Regions from separate parts of the Homo sapiens genome. Here region 1 is linked to region 2. Evidence: chromatin loops called from intact Hi-C (ENCODE). Cell type or tissue: PC-3. All regions are shown on one strand. Each heading gives the region's core, and the rest is flanking DNA. Links, peaks and the distances in the headings are about the cores only.

Region 1 (5,396 bases), core at 198-5,197, 110 kb before region 2:
CAAATGATGGCAAGGAGGTGGAGTAAAGGAAACACTCGTATACTGTTGGTGGGAATGTAAATTAGTACAACCACGATGGAGAACAATTTGGAGGTTCCTCAAAACAATAAAAATAGAGCTACCATATGATCCAGCAATCCCATTGCTGGGTATATATCCAAAAACATGGTAATCAGTATATTGAAGAGATATCTGTACTCCCATGTTTATTTTAGCATTATTCACAATAGCCATGATATGGAATCAACCTAAGTGTCCATCAGCAGATAAATGGATAAAGAAAATGTGGTACACAATGGAATATTATTCAGCCATAAAAATAATGAAATCCTGTCATTTGCAGCAACATGGATGGAACTGAAGGTCATTATGTTAACTGAAATTAGCCAGGCACAGAAAGACAAATGTCATATGTTCTCACTTATTTATGAAATCTAAAAATGTAAACAATTGAACTCATGGACATAGAGAGTAGAAAGATGGTTACCAGAGGCTGGGAAGAGTAATGGGGGTGTGGGAAGGAGGTGGGGACAAAAAATAGAATGAATAAGACCTAGTATTTGATAGCACAACAGGGTGACTAGAGTCAATAATAATTTATTTTTATTTTTTAAAAAAATTTGGACATATGAGTTTAATTACCTGCTAGGTCATCAGATGGAAATATGTAGTAGTAAATGGATGGAAAAAAGGTTTATAAACTTAGGAGAGAGGCGGGCATTTTTAGACCACTTGAAATTTAGACATTCACCAGATTGGACAATTTTGGGCATTTAAAATAAATCATTTTGCCACAAAAAACACAAAGCAATGTATTAAAACTGGTTTAGAGAATTGCCCAAATGATTTTTTCAACATGATTTGAATTTTTTTCATATTACATTAAATGTCAAATTTTCTTCGGCAAATCTATCCAAATACTACATTTTCATTCTACAACTTAATTTATATTAATATAGTAGAGTGTCCTAAATTGATGTTCATCAGGATACCTTCCTCTAAGCCCTAATGGTTTCTATCTTCCATTTAAAATGTACAAGTATCTTTTAATTAAGTTGTCATTCTCAAAGATATTCTGGAGAAATGATTAGGAATTAAACACCTATAAATTCTTCTTCACTTCTGTTACAGTGTAGCAATTTATTATCTAATCCATAGTGGTCTATCAATTGAGTAGGTTTACTTTCTTGTTCTCTGCAGACATAGCTGACTACAACTCATAAAGCAACGGCTGGCTACAGCTTCTCTACTTCTTTATTAACAACTGTAACTGAGACGATCAACATTCTTTGATCTATATACATTTGGACAAGATTTCGCCTCCAAAAGAAAGTCTTCTTTCTCCTGAACCTGCTTCACCAATTTTGCTTTTTCTTCGTTTAATTCTTGTTTAGGAAGATTCTAATTCACAAACTCATTTTGGAGAGCACTGAATGACACAGAATCAAGTGACTGAGATTCACTCACATTGATATTCTTGAAGGTATTTTTCAAATATGTGATTTCTTCAAATTCACTTGTCTATGTGTTTAAAATTTTCTTGAAATTCCAAACAGTTTTCCTCTGTGGAATACGCTGGTTTCTCTGAAAAGTTCTGATTGTTTTCTTCATTCTCTACTTTAAGACGTTTTATCACATTGTAACAGGAATTAAATGAAGATCTTGTTTTCCTTAATCTTTCTTTAAGTGTTGCACTCATAGGTTGTTTTCATGAACTAGTTGTACGGGGAGATGATGGATTCACAAAGGCCTGTGGAGTACTAGGCAAAACCACAGCTGAGTCTGACTGACTTTCCATCTTGAAAATGAAATCTTGGTTTACCTCTCTGCTCTCCCCAGCATGAGCAGAAAGCACATGCAGTTGCAGCCATAAATCTATCCTGTGCCCAAGGTGGGGCCATGCGAGAGAGCTATAGTCAATAATAATTTAATTGTACATTTAAAAATAACTCAAGGAGTATAATTGGATTGTTTGTAACACAAAGGATAAATGCCTGAGGAGAAGGATACCCCATTCTCTATTATGCAATTATTATGCATTGCATGCCCGTATCAAAACACCTCATATTCCCCATAAATATATACACCTACTATGTACCTACCAAAATTTTGAAAAAAAGCAATCCCATTTGAAATAGCTACAAAAAGGTACCTGGGAATAAACTTAACTAAGGATTTGAAAGCCCTCTCCAAGGAAAACTAAAAAATTCTAATGACACAAAGTGAAGAGGATGCAAACTAATGAAAAGACATCCCAGGCTCACAGATCAGAAGAATTAACATCATTAAAGTAAGAAGACTGCCCAAAGCAGATTGAGTGCAATACTTATCAAAATGCAAATCTAACTGACGCCTGATGATCAGAGGTGACATTCTTTACAGAAATAGAAATAACAATCCTCAAATCCATATGGAAACACAAAAGACCCTCAATAGGCAAAGCAATCCTGAACAAAAGAACAAAGCTGGAGGCATCATACTACCTAACTTCAAAATATACTGTATCAAGCTATAGAAACCAAAACATCATGTCATTGATATAAAAAGACACATAGACTAATGGAAAAGAACAGGAAACCCAGAAATAAAACCACATATTTACAGCCAACTGATTTTTTGACAAAGGTGACAAGAATATACATAGGGAAAAGGATACCTTCCTCAATAAATGGTGCTGGTGTTTTACTGTCCCTTCTGTATGGAGCTTTGGACCTGAACCTTTTATGACACTTCCTAATCAGTATAAATGTAAATTTGCATAGTACACAAATGCATTCACAGACATACACATATAGACATGCATGAATAATAAGAGAGACCATTGATCAGCATGTTTCATGTTGGCCACTTGTGGACAGTGATTTCATCCAAAAAGAACATACGTTTTAAACATCTGAGTAGTTTAAGTTAGAAAAAAATGATGAAAGGAAAACAAGAAAACAGGATAAGTGTCCTCCAAAGAGCAGTAGCTGATGACCATACGTTGTAAACAGCCTGACTTCGACAGTGAGCGATAGGGGACATGTAATAAAGCCTGGTAGAACCCAAGAAATCCAGTGTGTCCACAGGCAGACAGGTGTATAGTATGGACCGATGTTTCTACAATTTAGGGTGAACCTTTCTGTCCCCAGTTAGTTGTGAAAATAGTTTTTAAAAACAGTTTTAGCCTTTTAAGAGTAATTTTCTAGTCCCTTCTGTGCTTTGAAATGTTAAGGATCAATTTTAGGGGCAAGTTCCCTGTTGGGAGATCCTTGTTTTCAGGATTTGAACATGTGAATGACTTGCACCACATACTGCCGGCAGATGGGGCACTTGCTCATGCGCTTGCTACACTTGGTGCAGGTGATCATGTGCCTGCACTCAAGCAGGTAGAGGAATTTTCAGAGGTTCTAATAAATGACATCTCCCAGAAGTGTGTATTTCGTTTAAACATTTTGTGTGCAAGTGTCAGAAATCCAGTGGTGTTTTCTGAACATCAAAGCAGGAGATTTGATTATAAGGATACAGGAGTGTATCACAAACCCTCAGGGCAGGAATGATACTGGACCTCCAGTATCATTAGAATTAGAAAGCTCTCAGAAACCAATTCTAGGTTCACCTGGCAGTTCTGTGTCTCTCATCTCTGTTTTTTCTTTCTTTACAAACAGATTTTCTCTGCTCTACTGTCCACCTAGTGGAAAATATGGCTGCCTATAGCTAAAGAGGTTTCATGGTACGTATCAGCCACCCAGCAAATTTAAAACTCATTATGGATCTCAATTTCAAAGTGGGTCAGGGGCCTGTCCCCACCCTAGGACGAGTCTACTGTGGCCAGAGGAGCAGGGTTATGCAGGTGATGCATGGCAATGAGTCAGGCATTGTCATGTGCTGAGGACACAAGGATGAATGACAGGGTCCCTGCACTCAAGTTGTTCACTGTCTAGAAGACAGAAACAAAATCAGAAAACTTAGAATCCAACGAAGTAAGTACTTTATGAACAGTACTGTGGGTTCCACAGAGGGAAAAGTAATTTTGCCAAAGTATTAGCAGTCGAAGTAACACTACATCTGGATTTTAAAGACAGAATATAAATTTGTTGTAAGAAAAGGGGTGTGGTAGTAGCAGAGAGAGGTTAGAGGTTAGGGCAGGGGTCCCCAACCACTGGGTCACAGACCTGTACCAGTCTGCGGCCTGTTAGAAACTGGGCAGCACAACAGGAGGTGAGTGGCAGGCAAGCAAGCATTAGTGCCTGAGCTCTGCCACCTGTCAGATCAGCAGCTGCATTAGATTCTTATAGGAGCACAAACCCTATTGTGAATTGGCATGCGTGGGATCTAGGTTGTGCGCTCCTTATGAGAATCTGATTCCTAACGATCAGAGGTGAAACAGTTTCATCCTGAAACCATCCCTGTACTGCTTCCCGTCTGTGGAAAAATTCTCTTCCACAAAACTGGTCCTTGGTGCCAAAATGGTTGAGGACCGCTGAGTTAGGGCATTTTAGAAAAATAAATGATATGTGCAATGGGCCAGAGTCTGAGGATAGTGGGAAGTTCATTGTGATTGAAGAATAGAGTGAGAGGTGAGAAGGGAGGTAGAATGACAGGAGATGAAGCAAGAGAGGAATATTTTGTATTTTGGGGAGGTGAACTCACATGTATACTGAAGAGGTCAGATTGTATTTTATAGGCAGCAGTTTTAAAGGACTGACATGATCAGGGCTCTTATGTGTTTTTAATTTTTAGGTGAAACTCTGCCACTGGTAGGACAGGCAGATGTAGTTCATTATGATGAGAAAGAACAGAATCTTACTATTTACTAGTTCATAAACATGTTTTGATGTGTACCAATTCAGAGGAGCAATCCAAGCCTTTCCAACTATGACCTTGGATGTCATTCTATCTCTCGGCACTTCAGTTTCCTCATCAATGTCCTCATCTATAAAATGGAGGATAATTACTTACAAGTTATTATGAGATTAACAGAAGAGAGCCTAGTACATAGTAGGCACTACAAGTGTTACCTGTAATTTTTTTCCTATCCTCTGAGCTATGCTCAGGGTCCCAAGCTCTATCTTGTCACAGCCACATATGGTGCAGGCTGGGGATACCTACTTAACGGCTTCATTCTTACATATCTGTGGTGTGTTCCTATGCTAAATGACCTCCTTCTCATAATGCGTAAGCAGAAGAAGGAACCAATGAGGTGATTTCTACCTCAATAGGTATTGGAGTAGACAGAAGAGCCTGGTGTCAGGATGACTCATTAGAATAGTCTGAAAGAGAATGATAACAGTGGGTCGTGGGAATAAAGAGGAGGTGGCTGTGATCAGGAAGATATTCTGAGATAAAAAATCAGTAAGATTGTGTGCCCAAATGCATGCGGAAATTGAGGAAAAGTGATGAATTGTAATTTACCA
Region 2 (5,396 bases), core at 137-5,136:
AAATGAGCTTTCATTTTAAGAATTTCATCTTTGACCTTCTCTATTAGTCTGAGCAGTATGACACTATACGTATTTTATTTAACTAACCTACCTTGAGCTATTACTTTTTAAAAGGCTATATACATGAATGTGTATTGTCAACTGTAAAGCCCCACAGTATTTAATTATATCATGATGTCTTTGAGGTTGAACGCATATAGAAATGTCAACTAGTTTGGAGATACTGAGTTGGACTTTAGAAAAGAGGTAGGTCTTTGGACGAGCACGGTGGCTCACGCCTGTAATCCCAGTACTTTGGAGGGCCAAGGCAGGCAGGTCACGGGGTCAAGAGATCGAGACCATCCTGGCCAACATGGTGAAACCCCATCTCTACTAAAAATACAAAAATTAGCCAGGCATAGTGGCACGCGCCTGTAGTCCTAGCTACTCAGGGGGCTGAGGCAGGAGAATCACTTGAACCCAGGAGACGGAGGTTGCAGTGAGCAGAGATGGCGCCACTGCACTCCAGCCTGGCAACAGAGCAAGACTCTGTCTCAAAAAAAAAAAAAAAAAAAAAAAAGGAGGTAGGGCTTTAGGGCTTTAAGATAGATATTTGGCAATCATCCTAAACTTAGACGTTTATTAACTGCAATTATTAGAACAGATAAAATTTCTAAGGAGTGACCAATTGCCCCAATAACATGGAATACATTGCTTTCCATCTAGCATGCACTGAATATGTATTAAATGACTTAACATTTTAAAAACGGAAAATTAATCTCCTGTATTACTATGGTTATATGTGATTAAGATACTTCTGGTTTTGAAAATGAGTACATTAAATGTTTATTAGTTATTTTGTAGAACGTATGAACCCATGAAACTCTGCAGGACGCAGTCCCAACTGCCTAGTCCACTGCCTCTAGACATGTTTGGTTTTTACTTACCATAAGAGAACTGGTTATTACTAACCATTCAAACCGATGAAAATACCCAGAAGTCTCCTTCAGGGTATCTTCAAATGTGTCAACTTCTAATTCAATTGTCTTTTTCCTCCCACAACCAGCATTCATTTTCTTATACAACTGAATAATTTTCTACACCAATTCCTACAATTGAAACAGCACCGTCTTCTACCATTTCCCTTTGCAAGATATATACTAAATTTCAGCTAACATAAAAGTTACAGACTTTTATGAAATAGCCTTGATTCTTAACCACATTTATATCATCATTTATTTAGGTAAAACATTCCAAATTCCAAGTAATTACTTCAAAATGGAATTGTCACACAAAGCCCATTTGTTATTTGACTTGTTCAGTTTTTATGTTTTGTTTAACCTATTTCATAGAGTACTGCTCATGGGACCAGGAAGGTTATTAGTGAGCTAGGATTAAACTTCCATCCACAGATGAACAGCCAAGGTAATGTGGAAAAAATGCTAGATTTCAAATCATGACAGGGTCAAAGTAGATGGAGGTGGGAGAGATAGTACGGAAGTATGAAGTAGAACCAATGCAATAGCCAACTATGCAAAATCAGACACAGAGTGCTACATGACAGACAGAAAGAAAAATGGGTAGTAAAAAGATATTTATATTTTCAGGCATCAAGTTCAAAGGGAGCAAGAGTATGAGGATATGGGATTTGCAGAAACAACTTGTCAAGGGAAATGTTTTGGTCCCTCTCTGTCCCCTATCACTTGGAACTTGAAGAAAGTACATTAAATTGAAAAGCCTAGTTCTGTGCTAGTTCTGTGGCAAGTCTTGTGCTATTCACTATCCTCTCCTACTTCTTTTCAATTACTTATTGTTAGCTCTCAACTTATAGGATTTAGTCTGTTTTTCTCTACTTTTACCCTGTCCTGTATCATGACCCTTTAAGGCCATAATCCTTTATCTTACTGATTTTCTATTCTTTTGCACTAAAAATAGTCTTGCTTCCTATAAACCAAATGCAATATTGTACGCTTCTAAGATGGAGGGACCTCCTGTGAAGTTACAGTGAACTAACATTCAAGTTAGTTATGTTCAGGAACATAACCGAAGACAATAGCTTTCTTCCCAGCCTTCCTGCCTCCATCACTATTAAATTTTCCTCTGAAGCTTTCAAACCTGAACACATGATTTTTTTGAGACTTTTTTCTTAAATTATACTTTAAGTTCTGGGATACATGTGCAGAAAGTGCAGATTTGTTACATAGGTATACACACGCCATGGTGTTTTGCTGCACCCATCAACCCGTCATCTACATACCCGTCATCTACATACCCATCATCTACATAAGTATTTCTCCTAATGCTATCCCTTCCCTAACCCCCAACCCCGACAGGCCCTGGTGTGTGATGTTCCCCTCGCTGTGTCCATGTGAACACGATTTTTAAAAATTCATTGGTTTATTCTGAGTATTCATCATCATACAGTTGTGAAAATAGTTACTATACATAAAGGCTAAAAGAATCGATGGAAATTGACTGTAAATAACATGGATTTCTAAACAGGTTCATTAGAATTTTTCTTTTGATAGAATTCATAGTGTCCAGAGAATATTAGGTTGTAGTATGTGCTCAAGCACAAAAGTATTCTTCAGGTATAGATTAAAAACATAATTAAAGCATTTTCATGTGAGCACTTTAAATATGTTTTTAATTTGTACTTAAGGAATATTTTAAATGAATTACAAACATCTGGCTACTATCTCTTTACAAAACAAATGTTCTGCATCTCAGAGAATTACAAAAACTGGGTTTATGGGCCCAGATACTGTTTTCAATGCAAAGATGGGTAAAATTAGTACTTACCTTTGATACTAAATCAATATTAAATCTCCTGCCTTCTTTAATAATTTGTGAGTAAGTAATTCTGTTTTTCTTTGGTTGCTCTGTGGTATCTTCTGCTATAGGCACATTTTCACTCATGTCTTCTGCTGAAGTTGATGGCACACAAGTTTTATCATCACAATGGTTTTCTTTTTCCCCTGTCACTTCAGCACCATTTACTTCTAGCGCATTCTCTGGATCGCTGCTTGGAGTTTGTTCTGTGAGCATTTCACAGCTCATAGTGCTTAATGACTCATCCTCCGTAGGCAGGAAGGCAGAATCTGCAGCTTCTGTGGAGTTTGCAGATGTCACAAGAGCATGATTTTTCTGCAGTGCACCAGCTTCTTCGACATCTTCATGCAAATCCTGACTAATAAGAAATATAATAATAAACACCAGGCTTTATATATATATTCCCTTACCCCTTTTATCAAGTTCAGTGTACGTTTTGCTTATGTGACTCAGACATTAAACATTCATCTGTTAATGTTTCAGTAAAATATGAAACAAAATTAAGATTTGAAAGATATAAAGATTTCATGTCACATGCACATTTTTGAGAATTTAAGACAGACAGGGGAACTGTATTGGAAGCAAATTACCACAGTGATGAAGAACACAGTCTTCAGAATAACAGATCTTGGTTCAAACCCTGACCATATGACTAGTAAGCTCTGCGAACTTAGATACTTATGTATCCTCTCTGAGACCACCTAAATTACCCTCAATTTAGGTAATTACCTAAATTACCCTCTCTGAGACCACCTAAATTACCCATCTATGACACAGAGATAATACCACCTACCACAAGGTTGTTTTGAAGATTAAATTAAGTACTGCATGCAAAGAGCCTGACACAGTGCCTGGGACATAGTAAATACTCAACAGTGGTAGTTATCAAAGATGATTATTACTGAGGAATTCCTGACTTGGTGATACGACAGAAGACCTTCAATAAAGGGAAAAATATCTGCCTTGAAAAGATTAAGTTGGCCTATCACAATGTGGTATCTAATAGGACCTTTCTGTATAATTTCCTGCCTATTTTAGTACTGATGTCTATTACTCTAGTCGAAGCCCCATTTCCAAATTTATTATTGGAGCTAACATTCTCAGTCCACCATTGTCTTGATTTATAGAACAGGCTCCCATTCAGTCTGCCTGCTTTATGAATTTCTGTGATATTTTATCCTCCACAGAACCCACTATTTTCACTGAGTTGCCACACTGCTCAATACCTGGCAGAATGCCTTGTATGTGATTGGTCTTGGCAAGTAAAAATCTGCTAGTTGACTAACAGTAGCCCTAACAGTAGCCCTTCCTTATATCAAATACCCCACAAAAAAATCTTCCTTTTCCTGTCTCTAAACCAAACCACCTTCCTTATTTACTAATCTTCTGGTTTCATCTCCACCTACTTTCCAACATGGCATCTCTAACTCCGAATTTATCAATTCTAATTGTCAAATCATGACAGTTTGGTTCATATCATTTGTTTCTTCTGTCCTTTTCTTCCCACTCTGCATAATATCACAATTCTTCCATTCTCAAACATAATCACATACTTTAGCAAACTACTTTAAGAAAAAGTTTAAATTTAACTTCCAATTAGTCTTCCTTACTCCAATTACACTCATCACTCTATTATACCATGCTCCCATAATACACATATGCAGTTTACCTTGCATGTATTTATCCATTCCTTTTTAATAGTCCTTTAGTTTTCCAGTATATCCTTTATCTTCCAAATCAGACTGTAATTCCTTGAGGGAATACCTTAGCACCGCTCCTTCTGTGCCCCTCACGACACCTACCACACTGCTCCATAGATGTGGTATCCAATAAATGCTTAATTAATAATGGTTTATACGTGCAGACTATTTTTGTTTCAAATGCGAAACAAACTTGTTGCAAAAAACACAAAAAATAAGGCCAAGAAAAAAACACGGTATTGTAAATTAGAAAGTCCGAGTTAAGTGAAAAAAAGAAGTGCCTTATTAAAAATAACACAATGAACACTACAAAAAAAAATGAGGGACAATGATAGAATAACACTCAAATGTCAAGAAATAAAATGCCATATTTACTGTTATAGTAATTCTAATAAAATCTAGTGAAGAAACAAATTGATATCATTAATGTTACATGAATATTTTTGAGATCTAGGAAACCAAAGTGAGGAAAACACCCACTTTGTTCTATCCTAGATTTATCACTTAGGAAACACTTGGCAAGTCATTTAATCTCTCTGATTCACCACATATAAAATGGGGATCAGTCCATTTGCCTTACCTTTTATGAAACTGTTGTGAGATAAGGAAGCTAACATATATGAAAAGTAGTTTATAAACTCTAAAAGGTTAATCAAAGATAAGATACTAATCAGGCCGGGCACGGTGGCTTACACCTGTAATCCCAGCACTGTGGTAGGCCGAGGTGGGTGGATCACTTGAGGTCAAGAGTTCAAGACCAGCCTGACCAACATGGTGAAACCTAGTCTCTACTAAAATGCAAAAATTAGCTGGGCGTGGTGATGGGCACCTGTAATCTCAGCTACTTGGGAGGCTGAGGCCAGAGAATCACTTGAACCCAGGAGG

The links. Hi-C counts contacts between places; a loop is a spot of excess contacts. Peaks named below come from ENCODE experiments on the same cell type or tissue, not always from the same donor. Only the 100,000 strongest peaks of a DNase experiment are listed, where the experiment ranks them.
Region 1: a loop joins it to region 2, with 2.5 times the contacts of the local background. A loop is called at or near these places in 1 of 110 quality-filtered maps.

What each region holds. Positions count from the first base shown.
Region 1 is chrX:85,848,315-85,853,710 of GRCh38, forward strand. It overlaps the pseudogene SFR1P2. Among named protein-coding and RNA genes, the nearest start is that of MIR1321, 15 kb to the left of the region's middle. In PC-3, for the core only: a CTCF peak has its summit at 3,303 (motif pointing right); no DNase peak of the experiment used is centred there.
Region 2 is chrX:85,960,884-85,966,279 of GRCh38, forward strand. CHM (CHM Rab escort protein) reads right to left here. Exons shown (of 15, transcript NM_000390.4): 5 at 2,782-3,169. Among named protein-coding and RNA genes, the nearest start is that of MIR361, 60 kb to the left of the region's middle. RefSeq lists a silencer at 2,988-3,188. In PC-3, for the core only: no CTCF peak of the experiment used is centred there; a DNase peak (open chromatin) is centred at 3,048.